2 separate regions of the Homo sapiens genome follow, and region 2 is linked to region 1. Evidence: chromatin contacts called from ENCODE Hi-C or POLR2A ChIA-PET data. All regions are on one chromosome and are shown on one strand. The core of a region is the stretch at or near the end of the contact, and the rest is flanking DNA. Distances in the headings are between cores, read along the strand shown.

Region 1 (6,389 bases), core at 3,723-6,222:
AGGTTCCCTGTTTCTTTTGCTTTTTTATTTTTTAGAGACAGTCTTACTCTGTTACCCAAGCTGGAGTGCAGTGGGGCGATCATAGCTCAGTGCCACCATACCTGGCTAATTTTTAGGTTTATTTCGTAGAGACAGGGTCTCGCTATGTTGCCTAGGTTGGTCTCGAACTCCTGGGCTCAAGCGATCTCCACCCCCCCATCCCCTGCACCCTTGCTTTAGCCTCTAAAAGTGCTGGGATTGTAGGCATGAGCCACTGCATCTGACTTCTTTTGCATTTTTGGCTCAGCTGCTCCTGAGTGGAGTCTGAAGCTGGCTGTCTTTGACATATTCCCATCCCTCCATCCTCACCCCCACTCCTCCATTTGGATTTCCCTTCTTGCTCTCAGCTGGCTGTCAATGATTCCCTACTTAGCTATTTATATTTAATAGCCTACTCTTCCTTGAATCAAACCCATTTTTCAAGAAGACCACGAGTTGTTAGTGCAGTTAATTGAAAGGAATAAAGCCATAATGGTGGAATTATAGATGAAAATGGAAAACCCCTTGAAATCTTAATGATTTAGTCAACTGGGTGCTTTGCCTTCTTATAATACAAGTTCATCCCGGCAGCCACACAGAACAGTTACTACCAAGCTGTGCTGGCTAGCTTGCGCAAGCCAGAAATTAAGTGCACCAACTCTGAGTCAGGCTGACAGGTTCAAATCCCGGGTCTTCTACTTATTACTTATGTGACCCTGGACAAATTATAAAACCTTTCTTTTTTTTTGAGGAAAAAAAAAAAGTCTCACTCTGTTGCCCAGGCTGGAGTGCAATGGCATGATCTTGGCTCACTGCAACCTCTGGCTCCCGGGTTCAAGTCATTCTCCTACCTCAGCCTCCCGAGTAGCTGGGATTACAAGGCACCTGCCACTACACCCAGCTAATTTTTGTATTTTTAGTAGAGACGGGGTTTTACCATGTTAGGCTGGTCTCGAACTCCTGACCTCAGGTGATCTGCCTGCCTTGGCCTCCCAAAGTGTTGGGATTACAGGCGTGAGCCACCGTGCCCGGCCTATAAAACCTTTCTTAACCTGGTGCTTTATCTATAAAATAGGCCTGTGTTCCCTACCTCATCTGGATATTGTGTTCAAGGAGATAATCCATTTAAAAGACCACAAGAGCCTGGCCCACAGTTGGTGTTGAGTAAATGCTAGCCATTATTGTTCCATTCTTGCATTGGAGTGTCTGAATTTCCTCATAGAGGCACAAAAACCTGATGTACAACCATGTATTTGTGTAGGCAGGATGCAACAGCTTGTAGTGGACAAAAAAATAGTCTAACACTAACTTGCTGAGTGACCATGCCAACTCACTTACTTTGGGTCTGTTTCACATCTGTAAAATGAGAGGGAGAGGCAGGGGTTCCCAGGATGGAAAACTTAAATGTCTATACAGGCCAGATAAATAAAATCACTAGTGACTTGGGCTGGGTATAAGACAATAGGGAGTTACGGTAAACTAGAAAGCTTTTCAACTCTGAGTGTGGTCTACTGACCACGAGGATCGACAGAGCCCTGGAGTTTGTTAGAAAGAGCAACATCTCAGAAACCACCCCAGATCTATCCAAATGCAATCTGCATTTTAACAAGATCCCCCGTGATTTGTATGCTCATGAAACTTTGAGCCAGGCATGGTGGCTTATGCCTGTAATTCCAGCACTTTGGGAGGCAGAGGCGGGTTGGATCACTTGAGTCCAGGAGTTCAAGACCAGCCTGGCCATTATGGCGAAACCCCGTCTCTACTCAAAATACAAAAATTAGCCAGTCATGGTGGCACACACCTGTAATCCCAGCTACTTGGGAGGCTGAAGTACAAGAATCATTTGAACCTGGGAGGCCGAGGTTGCAGTGAGCCGAGATTGGGCCACTGCACTCCAGCCTGGGTGACAGAGTAACTGTCTCAAAACAAAACAAAACAAAAAAACAAACAAAAACAACCTTTGAGAAAATTGTTTTTTTTTTTTTTTTTTTTTTTTGGTTCGGAGTCTCGCTCTGTCGCCCAGGCTGGAGTGCAGTGGCGCGATCTCGGCTCATTGCAACCTCCGTCTCCCGGGTTCACGCCATTCTCCTGCCTCAGCCTCCTGAATAGCTGGGACTACAGGAGCCCAACACCACGCCCGGCTATTTTTTTTTTGTATTTTTAGTAGAGACAGGGTTTCACTGTTAGCCAGGATGGTCTCGATCTCCTGACCTCGTGATCCTCCCGCCTCGGCCTCCCAAAGTGCTGGGATTACAGGCGTAAGCCACCGCGCCCGGCCCAAGAAAATTGTTAAGGTGCATAAGCCATCTAAAGGCATTCAAAAATTTTCTTTCTTTTTTTTTTTATGTTAGCCGAATAAACAAACTTCGGGCTTCATCAGGCCCTATGCTGCCAGCAAGTGACCAGCGTGGTTGGTGGAGGGCTCTAGGAGCTGCCAGCTTTAGGGGTCTCGCTGTCTGAGAGAGATCCTTTCATTAAAGGTTAGGGCTCTAGGCACGTGAATATGTAGCAAAGACCAAGCCTGGATTGCTTAGAACAGTAATTCCTGGAGTGGTAAGTGCCTGAAAAGTTACCCGCTGAGCCCTCCGCCTTCTGACAGGTAAACTGTTGTTGCCCCCATTTTGCAGACAAGATAAATGAGGCCCTGGGAGACTCACTGACCCAAGTCTAGACACCAGGAAGTGGTGGTGGTGGGTATACTCCCCCAGGAAAGCAGGTAATCTTGGGTTGTTACAATCAGTGACCAGACCAGTTTCCAAGGCCTGGAAGGTTTATTGATTTCTTTATATTCTCCAATGCATAATAACTGTTCTCTGTTTCTCTCGGCACCTCCCTGCGACTTCCTGGCAGCCCTGGGGACAGAGGGTTTCCTCCTTCTGGACAGAGAAGGCCCAGAGTCGGCTTCTGAACGGATATCCGGCCCGCAGGATGCAGAGGAGGCAAAGGCCTCATTGTTCTTTGGGGCCTGCCTGCCCCGCCCCCAGCTGTAGGACACTCGTGGCAGATCCCGGGTGACCGAAGACAGCCCATTTCCAGGAGTGGGGCCTTCGGAGCGGAGGGAGCAAGGAAACGGGGCTGAGCACAGACCTGGAGTCTGATGTTCTGAGCATAACACTGGAAGGAGCTAAGAGCCCCAAAATAAATAAGACCGGAATTTAAAAACGTTAATCCCACGCCGGCTTGGCGCTGGCCTGGCTGTTACTCATTAACGCTCCCCACGGCGGAGACTCCGGCGACTCCGTCTGCGTTTTTATTACTTAATCTGGCTGGGTTTGGCTGCAGGGAGGCTCGTGGATTTGCTGGCCGGGTGTGCTGGAAGGCAGTTTATTCACAGAATAAGCAGCTTCCCACGCTGGACCCTGAGCCCCAGGCGCCGTCCGCGTAGACCCCGCGCCGCGCACCGCGGCCGGCGGGGGGCGCTCGGGTCGCACCGAGAGCAGCGCGGGCAGCCAGCGCCGGGTCGCAGCCGACCCGCAGAGCCCTTCGCGCCCTCCGAGGAAACAAAGTGCATCTTTGTCCGCGGCCCGAGGCGCCGCGTGGGAGACGCTGGGCAGGGGCCAGGCCGGGCCGGCCGCCGCCGCGTGCGGGGACCCTGGGCGCGCGTCACTGACCCGGGACTCAGACCCTCGCGGGCCTGGCGCGGACCGGAGGAAGCGGGCTGTGGCGCGCGGCCGAGCTGGCAGCCCTCCCACTCCGAGCACGGCTCGGGACCCGCACTGGCTCCTGCCGGGCCGCGGCGCTTCACGCGCCGTCACCGGGGCCCGTGCACTCCGCTTTCCGGGCTGGCGACGGGGCGGGAAGGGGGCAAGCGGGAGCCTGCGGGGGGGTGCTGGGGACTTCGGCTTGGCTGGGCCGCCTTTGAGTCGCCTGTCGGCCGGGCGGTGCCCGCCTTCGCTTTCGGTGCCGTCCCGGGGCGGGTCCTCGCTCCGACAGCCGCGCGCCAGCCCAGCTCAGCCCCGGCGCCGCGCGGCCGGGAGGACTCCAGCTCCCAGCAGGCCCCGCGCCGCGAGCACCGAGGCAGGAGGCGCGCCTGGGCCGGCGCTTGCGCAGTGCGGCCGCCCGAGCCTGCTAGTACCACACCCCCGGGAGGGACTGAGGGGAGGCAGAAGCATCCGAGGCATTAAAGCATCCGAGGGAGCCGGAGGGGAGGAGAATGGAGTGACAGAGACACGCGGAGGGTGGGGGGTGGGGGGGAGCGTGTTGAGGGAGGGGGGAGGGGGGACACAGAGGGAGGAAGAAGCGGCGGCGGCGGCGGCGGCGGCGGCGGCTCCTCTTTGCAGAGGGGGAAACTCTTGGGCTGAGAGCAGGAATAATGCGGTAGGCAAGGCGGGCTGCTGGCTCCCCCGGCTCCGGCAGCAGCGGCGGCAGCCCGAGCAGCGGCAGCAGCAGCGGCAGCACCCCAGGCGCTGACAGCCCCGCCGGCCGGCTCCGTTGCTGACCGCCGACTGTCAATGGAGCTGGAAAACATCGTGGCCAACACGGTCTTGCTGAAAGCCAGGGAAGGTAAGAGGCAGGGCCGGTACGTGCCCGGCGCGTCCGCCGCGGGCCAGGGTGCGGGTGTCGGGTGGCGTGCGGGCTGGGGCTGCGCCCGTGCAGGATGCCCGCTGCCGGCGAGTGGGTCGCGAGCAGGACACTTCGGAGAGCGGCTCTGCAGACCCTTCAGGGTTCCTGCCTTGGGGCTCAGAGAATCTGGACTTGGGCTGAGAAGGTTGCAGGGATTTGGATGCTAACATATCTCCTAGTTTCCAGCGCTCGCCCTGCAGAGCGTGCCATCTCGGCAGCTGTTGAAAGGTCAGTTGGAAAAGCATTCATTCGGGGAGCGACGAGCAAACATGCACATAAAATAGCGTTTCAAGTCGGCCCGGGATGGTTCTGTGTGAACTGGTGTGTGTGTTCGAGGGGCGGGGGTGGAATGAGCAGAAGCCAAGTCTTTGCCTGCGCAGGCTGAGTTGATATAGACTATTGCTGGAAACCATCCGCTGGGATGTTTCTTAGGGAAATCCCGTCGTGTGGAAGGAAGCCTTTTAAAGGCAAAGTCAGATGTTGAGGAATTAGCCTTTTCATAGAATTATCAAAGGATGGCTGTACAGACCACCTAGAAAATAATTCAGTATTTCAGGTTTTTCTTTTCTGGGAGTGTGATAACTGAAATTGTTAGATTTTGGCTCAGTTAAGAAAAGAAAGGTAAGTGTGCTGGTGCTTTAGATACGTTTTCTATGCAAATCATTAGATTTCCTGCATTTAGCTGGCAGGAAATATTGTCTAAATGGAGTGTGTAAGATCCTGAGTCAAACCCTAAGAACGCATATTTTGACTCTTCCTTTTGATGAAAAACAGAAAAAAGGGGGGGGAGGCAGAAACTTGGGTGCTTCCTGAAATGATTGTGTTGTGTCCATGTAAACATATGTATTTAGGAATACCTGGAATTTATGTCGCATATTTTCCTTTTTTTTTTCTGGTCAAGATTTGAGCTCTAGTGTGCGACCTTTTTCATAAAAGGGGAAGAGGTTTTTCCCTTTCACGGGAGAACGCTTTATTTGATACAAGGTAGAAGGCAGACTGAGTAAGGGCTTGAGTTTAGAAGGATACTCGGTGAGCAGCCCATGAAAATGTCTTACCTGCTTAATATTTTCATTCACCTACTTTGATGAATGAAGGGAAGAATTTCTGGCCAGCAATAAAACGATTCGTGTTTATTCAGCCCGTTCCATCACCTTGTGGCTCCCTACACACTGTGGGGGTAGGTGATGCATAGCCTTCCGTGGGCAGCGTTTCAGCAACTCAACCCGGCATTCGTGTCTTACTTTCGTCGTCACTTGTCACTCTAAAGCAGCCAGTGGGCAAGAAGGTTTATTTCAGAAGCCCCGAAGGGAGGCAGTGCTTTGAAAACCCCAGCAGAGTTTAAAATATTCAGGTTAGTCTCCCTCCCATTGCTTAGCTTTGGTGGGAATAAATTTTTAGGAGAGGCTTGTTACTTGGTGACTTCAGGTTCTAAGGCCTGAGCTGTGTGTGTGTGTGTGGTTTTTTTTTTTTTTTTTTTTTTTTTTTCCTAACCTGACATTTTTAGTGGACAGGATCTAGGTGGGTGCTGGTAGGCTCTCCTCTGGGTTGGGGAATGGTCCTGAAAGGGAGGAAGCAGAGAAAACAGCCCTCCACCTCCCCCGCCCCTCTTTCAGCCTTTGCAGCTGGCCACCTAGTGGTGGGACACGGTTGTGTATCTCAGGATTCGGGGGCTGGGAAAGTTTTCACTCTCGCTCCATTCTGAAATTATTTCTTGGGAAATCACTGGGTCTGATGGTACTGGAGCCTTGCAAGTTTCGCTGGTTCCTCCTGTTGCCCAGGGAATCTGCCCCCGACATTTGCTGCTGTAG
Region 2 (5,951 bases), core at 807-3,306, 130 kb after region 1:
CAAGGTCTTGCCAGGGTCTTCCCATGATTTGACTCCAAGGCAGGCTCTCTCCCCTACTGCGTTAGTTTTTCCTGAGGTTGCCATAGTGAAATACCAGAGACCAGGTGGCTTAAGCAGCAGCAGTTTATTGTCTCACAGTTCTGGAGGCTGGAAGTCCAAGATCAGGGTGTCAGCAGGTTTGGTTCGTTCTGAAGGCTGGGAGGGAGAAGCTGTTTCAGGCCTCTCCCGTGGCTTCTGTGGGTTTGCTGTCATTATTTGGTGTTCTGTGGCTGTAGACTCATCAGCCCTATCCCTGTCTTCACCTTCACTCGGTCTTCTACCTGTGTGAATGTCTGTCTCTAAGTTTCCCCCCCACTTTTTTCTCTTTTTTTTTGAGACAGAGTTTTGCTCTTGTTGCCCAGGCTGGAGTGCAATGGCACGATCTCAGCTCACTGCAACCTCCACCTCCCGGGTTCAAGCAATTCTCCTGCCTCAGCCTCTCGAGTAGCTGGGATTACAGGCACCCGCCACTGTGCCCGGCTAATTTTTTTTATATTTTTAGTAGAGACGGGGTTTCACCAGGTTGCCAGGCTGGTTTTGAACTCCTGATCTCAGGAGATCCTCCTGCCTTGGCCTCCCATAGTATTGGGAGTACAGGCGTGAGCCACCACACCTGGCCAAGTTTCCCCTTTTTCATGAGGACACCACTCATATTGGATTAGGGCCCACCCTAATGACCTCATTTTAACTTGATTATCTCTGTAGCAACGCTCTTTCCAAATAAGGTCACGTTCTGAGGTAATGGGGATTAGGACTTCAGTGTATCTTCTTTAGGGGATCCAGTTGAACCCATAACATATTCACGTGCTCATGTGGTCTGGTGGAGTTAAAGGTAGAGGGGTCAGGGATCCTGATTCCCACCGGGTCTGAGGGTGGACACTCCTTCTCTCCTGAGCCTGGTGGGGAGTTAACCACTGCAGTCCCAGGCTGCTCACTTCCCCAGTGGACCACAGGAATGTCTGTGGGAGGAGCAATTGTTTTCCAGGCCATGTTGCAGCTTTTTCAATCTCCCTGTTTGTTATTGGTTAAGTCATAGTAATTGGTAAATTATTTTGCTAAAAAACACAGAAAATTATAAGGAAAGAAAGTCACCGCTAATTTTACATCTCAGACAGAGCCATAGTTAACGCCTTCATGTAATTTCTTCTAGCTTTTTTCCCCATACATATACATGTGGTTTTGTTTCTTACCTCTTTTCTTAACATAGTATCAAAAATGTTTTCCCTTGTCATTAAAATCTTCATAAATGTGATGTACATTTTTCCATTTGATGCATATTTAGTGAGTGTCAGGCATGGTGGATACATCAGTGAGCAAAGTGCAAAACTTCCCATCTCATGGGCTGCCCTCCTGCAGGTGAAATGACATACTGGGCCATTGGGAGCTCACCTAGTACCCTCAACCCAGCATCCACCCAGGCCCCCGGTCTCTCCCAACCTATGGCTTACTTCCTGTTGGTGAATTCTTCCTTTAAGCGATCTTGAAAATAAGCCCTTGCTTATTTTCAAATGAATAAATGTGAACCCAGAATAAATGTGATTTGTAAAGTTCTCATAACTATCACATGTATATATTCTACTATTTGGGTTTTTTCCACCTAGTTTTTGCCATTACAATTAATGTTCAAATGAACATCTTTGTACTTCATTGTGACATTTTGATCTATGGCTCAAAGTAAGAAAGTCCACTGTCTTTTTGAAGGCCAGAACACAGCAGCCTGTACAGTGCTGTTTGCTTCCTCTGGAATGTTCTTTTCATTTCCAGCTTTGCACTTGCATCCACAGACACCATTAACCTGAAATGTGATGGGGATGGACAAAGTGGATGATGTTTGGCGAGCGGCCTCTGCCTGGCTTGCCTGCCTCGGTTCACTGCAGTCAGCAGGTGTGAGAAGGATTTTTCTGTCTATTTTAAGGCCCCTCACTGAAAATGGGAAAAACAAGCTCGTTTGTGCGGGGGACCTCAAGCCAACACAAGAGCCCAGCCACCCTGCAGCAGCCTGAGCGTGACAGCGTTCTGCCCCATAAAGAGATGCTAGGAAAACACTTTTAATGGTCTCTGCCTAGACTCTGTTTACGGAATTTATTTGCCAGAGCTCAGGCCATTCAGCAGTACCTTGGCAGCAGGGCCCAGCAAAGCTGCAACTCCTGTCTCCCCTCCACGTCTGCCTGGGTGTATTAAACCCCCTTGTTCTGAACACCCCAGAGCTAGTACCCGAAAGGCAGGAGTGGGGGGTTGCAGGGAAGAAAAGCCATGGGTTGTAGGATATTTGGGGCCAATATAAACTTCCAAATTCAAAAACAAAAACTAGCTAGGCTCGGTGGCTCACTCCTATAATCCCAGCACTTTGGGAGGCAGAGGCATGTGGATCGCTTGAGCTCAGAGTTCAAGATCAGCCTGGGCAACATGGCGAAACCTAGTCTCTACTAAAAATACAAAAAATTAGTCAGGCTTGGCAGTGTGAGCCTGTAGTTCCAGCTACTTGGGAGGTTGAGGCAGGAGAAATTGCATGAGCCAGGGAGGCAGAGGTTGCAGTGAGCTGTGATCACACCATTGCACTCCAACCTGGGCGATGGGAGTGAAACTCTGTCTCTATTAAACAAAAACAAAACCAACAACCAAAGAACAACACAAAATTACCCTCCAAAGAGCTAGGGGCATGAGCTACTGTTGGCTGCTAGCTGTGGCCGTTTCCAGCCAGCAGTAGAAAGGAAGATGTAAAATCCTGAAGCATTTTGAGTACTGCTTTGTTTTTTTTCTTTCCTGTTTGACGATTGATGCTGAACCATCTTTAAAGTGTGGTTTTTTTGTTTGTTTGTTTGTTTTGTTTTGTTTTGTTTTTTGAGACAGAGTCTCACTCCGTCACCCATTCTGGAGTGCAGTGATGCAGTCTCACTCACTGCAACCCCCGCCTCCTGGGTTCAAATGATTCTCATGCCTCAGCCTCCCAAGTAGCTGGGATTACAGGTGTGCGCCACCACGCCCAGCTAAATTTTGTATTTTTAATAGAGACAGGGCTTTGCCATATTGGCCAGGCTGGTCTTGAACTCTTGGCCTCAAGTAATCTGCCCACCTCAGCCTCCCAAAGTGGCTGGGATTACAGGTGTCAGCCACCATGCCCAGCCCCAAAACTTACTTTTAATTCCTTTTCTCATTACAAAAATAATATATGTCAATGGTTGCAATTTCCAAAACAATTTTAAAAGGGGAAAATAAAAACTGCCAATGAGATAAGGATAAACACTGTTAACACTTTGGTCTGTTGCCCTTTTGTAGTTTGTTCTGCTTCTAGGGAGAGAATTGTACCAGCCTCGACTATCATCTTCCTTGCCCAGACATCAGATATCATTTAAAATGGAAACCTGTGGGTTGTAGAATCCCCCTTGGACTGGGAGGCAGAAGACCCAGTTTCTTGTGTTACCACTTGGTCCTGTGGCCTTGGGAAAGCCACTTAACCTTGATTTGCTCGTCTTTAAAATGGGGACTCAGTATTCCTCACCTTAGCAGATGGAGTGGCCAAAGGTGTTTCTGGCAGAGAGTGCTTTGCAAAGTGCTGTGCAAATTGCTGGCCAGTTTTGATGTGGGTGTGTGAGCCTTTGGTTGGACAAATGGCCAGAGTAGTTTTCCTGTCTTCTTGGGGGAACTGTGACCCTTTCTCGTAAAGCTGTTCTGTCTCTGATCCTGGTGAACATCACCAGCTTCCTCTAGCTGCCCAGAGCTGCCCCTCCCCTCTGCCCTGCCGTGTGGCACCTGGCCCAGTGCAGTGTCCAGTCCCTCTCCAGGTCCCGATGCCTCGGCCTCCACAGTATCTCCTAGTCTGCCCCTCTCGCCCCATCTCCACCATTTCCACTTGATCCTTGTCCCTGCCTGAACTCCTGTGTCAGCTCCTTGCTCCCTCCAGGCGCACCTACTTCCAACCAAGCTCCATGCAGCAGCCAGGAGGCTCTTTCTGAAATGTCAGTCTGCTCTCGCCACCACCTGCTTCAGTAGCTTTCCACTGCTGTCAGGACAGAGTCCAGAGGTCTTGCTGAAGCTGACCAGGCCCGGCCTCTCCGCCCTTGCTGACTGCTTCAGCTTCACCCCTGCCGCTCATCTCCTGACTTAGCCATTCCTTCATGTTTCTTCTTTTCTCCAGGCCTTTGCCTGGGCTGTTCCCTCTGCTGGATACACTTCCCTAACCCTGCTTGGTAATCAACTCAACCTTAGTCCCCTGCTTCATAGGTCACCTCCTCCAGGAAGCCCTCCCTGGTGACCTCACCTAGTCAGGGTTTGCTCCCCACCCTCATGCTGCCACTGGCCCCACTGTGGTTGTCTGATGACTCACCTTTGTCTTCTGTTTGGCTGTGGGCTCTGTGAGAGTAGAGCCTGGGTCTGCCTGACTGTGTTTTGCCAGCACCCAGCATGAGTGTCTACCCTGTACCAGGCACTTGTAGAATCTTGTTTAGATATTTTGTTCTCCCCTGGAGATGGAAAAACACTCAATCTTCCCAAGTGTTAGACTGATTGCTGATGGGTCTTATTTTTCTCTCTGAGTTCTTTTAAGAGTCCTGGAAATGTGGACTGAGAACAGCTGTCGCATGTCAGTTCCGAAGTAGCCGCTTTTATCAGAAACGGTTTAGAGAGAGATTCCTAGTTGCACCTCCCGCCAAGGGCAGTGACCCCACTTTTCTCTCCCCTTGCAGGCCCCTATCCGACCTCAATGGGAGGCGTGGGAGAGTTATGGGGAGTACATCCCACCGGCACAGCTGTCATGTCAGCCCTGTCTGGCTGCCGGAGTTCGACTGGTCAGGCGAGATGGGCACAGGCACGGCTCTGCTAAAGGCCTTGGCTGAGCCCAGCTTGGGGCAGAGCAAGCCACTGAGAATGGCTTTGCCAGAAGACTCCGTCATCAGGCTTGGGTGTCCACAGCCTTGGAGTGCTGAACAGCTGGAACATCCTGAGGCATGTGGCGGGTCAGTTGGGACAAAGCCATTGAGCTGCTAAACCAAACCGGTGCTGCTGGATTGGGACGGAGACAGCAGTGAGGAACATGAGCTCCAGTGTCAGAGGGACCTGGTTTTCATCCAGGCTCTATTCCTTACTGGTTGTGACTTTGAGCAAGTGATTAGATTTCCCTGAACCTCAGTTTCCTTATCTGCAAAATGGGAACTGGAGTGTTGCAAGGATTGAGTGAAGATCTGCATGGGGAGGGCTGCGTAGGGTCTGGCCTGCAGCAAGTGCTCATGCAGCATCTGCTTTCCCGTCTTCCTCTTCATCCTCACAGCCGTTCATCATCGTGGTTGTCATCAACCGTCCCGTGCGGTGCAGAGCTTTGCTTCTTGGTTCTGCCTGCTTGGTGGTTGCCAGGTCCCGCCAGCTTAAGTTTATCTGTTCGTTCATTCATTCATTTATCTGTTAAGCCCCTCTTCCTTCTTCCAGGCCAGGGAGCCAGGGTGCTGCCAGGTGGTGGGGAGCGGCTTTCAGAAGTGGCTCTTGGCAGCGCAGGCTGGGCTACATTTATGGCCTTTATGTAACCCCTTTGCCCTGAGCCCCATTCCTGCCCCTCAGATCTTTATTTACTGACTCTCGGCAGACTTAGAGGTCCTGAAAGGCACCCCCCAACGCCCTCATCTCATTCATCCTTCTGCCTCCAGGCAGGAGGGTCCTCAGCCATGGCAGACATGTGGGGTGATAGCCAATCCCAGCCATGAGCCCCTATTCAGCTTTCACCCTGGGCAAGATCCTGTGGAGGGTCCCAGTGTGGGGCTGGGGGAGGGATGTGGGATCAGCTGAGATCCTTAGGAAGCTGTCTCTAGTTGGGAAGACAGCAGAAAGCCAACACGTGACACTGGGTGACAGCCCTGTGCAAGTGTGCAAGGCGGGTGGCTGCCAAGGTCCATCTTCAGTACTAAGAGCCCAAGGGCGGGGTGGGG

The links. Hi-C counts contacts between places; a loop is a spot of excess contacts on that map. ChIA-PET counts read pairs that join two places held with the same protein, here RNA polymerase II (POLR2A). Pooled maps may share reads with other maps.
Region 2: a loop to region 1 is called in a map of heart left ventricle, with 4 times the contacts of the local background. The contact joins the promoter of GRK5-AS1 here to the promoter of GRK5-IT1 in region 1. A Hi-C loop is called at or near these places in 9 of 168 maps with a recorded cell type or tissue (A673, HepG2, MCF 10A and 4 more) and 14 of 50 pooled maps. POLR2A ChIA-PET finds 5 or more read pairs at or near these places in 9 of 52 experiments (A673, AG04450, HepG2 and 5 more).

The regions. Positions count from the first base shown.
Region 1 is chr10:119,203,449-119,209,837 of GRCh38, forward strand. GRK5-IT1 (GRK5 intronic transcript 1) reads left to right here and starts at 4,973. Exons shown (of 2, transcript NR_186528.1): 1 at 4,973-5,202. GRK5 (G protein-coupled receptor kinase 5) reads left to right here and starts at 4,123. Exons shown (of 16, transcript NM_005308.3): 1 at 4,123-4,521. The coding sequence starts at 4,470. RefSeq lists enhancers at 2,630-2,709, 2,820-2,869, 2,890-2,999 and silencers at 3,340-4,169, 4,380-4,449, 4,500-4,549.
Region 2 is chr10:119,337,264-119,343,214 of GRCh38, forward strand. It overlaps GRK5-AS1 (GRK5 antisense RNA 1), which reads right to left and starts at 2,057. Exons shown (of 2, transcript XR_946357.4): 1 at 1-2,057. All of the region lies in intron 2 of GRK5 (G protein-coupled receptor kinase 5), which reads left to right. RefSeq lists enhancers at 3,437-4,030, 4,031-4,623.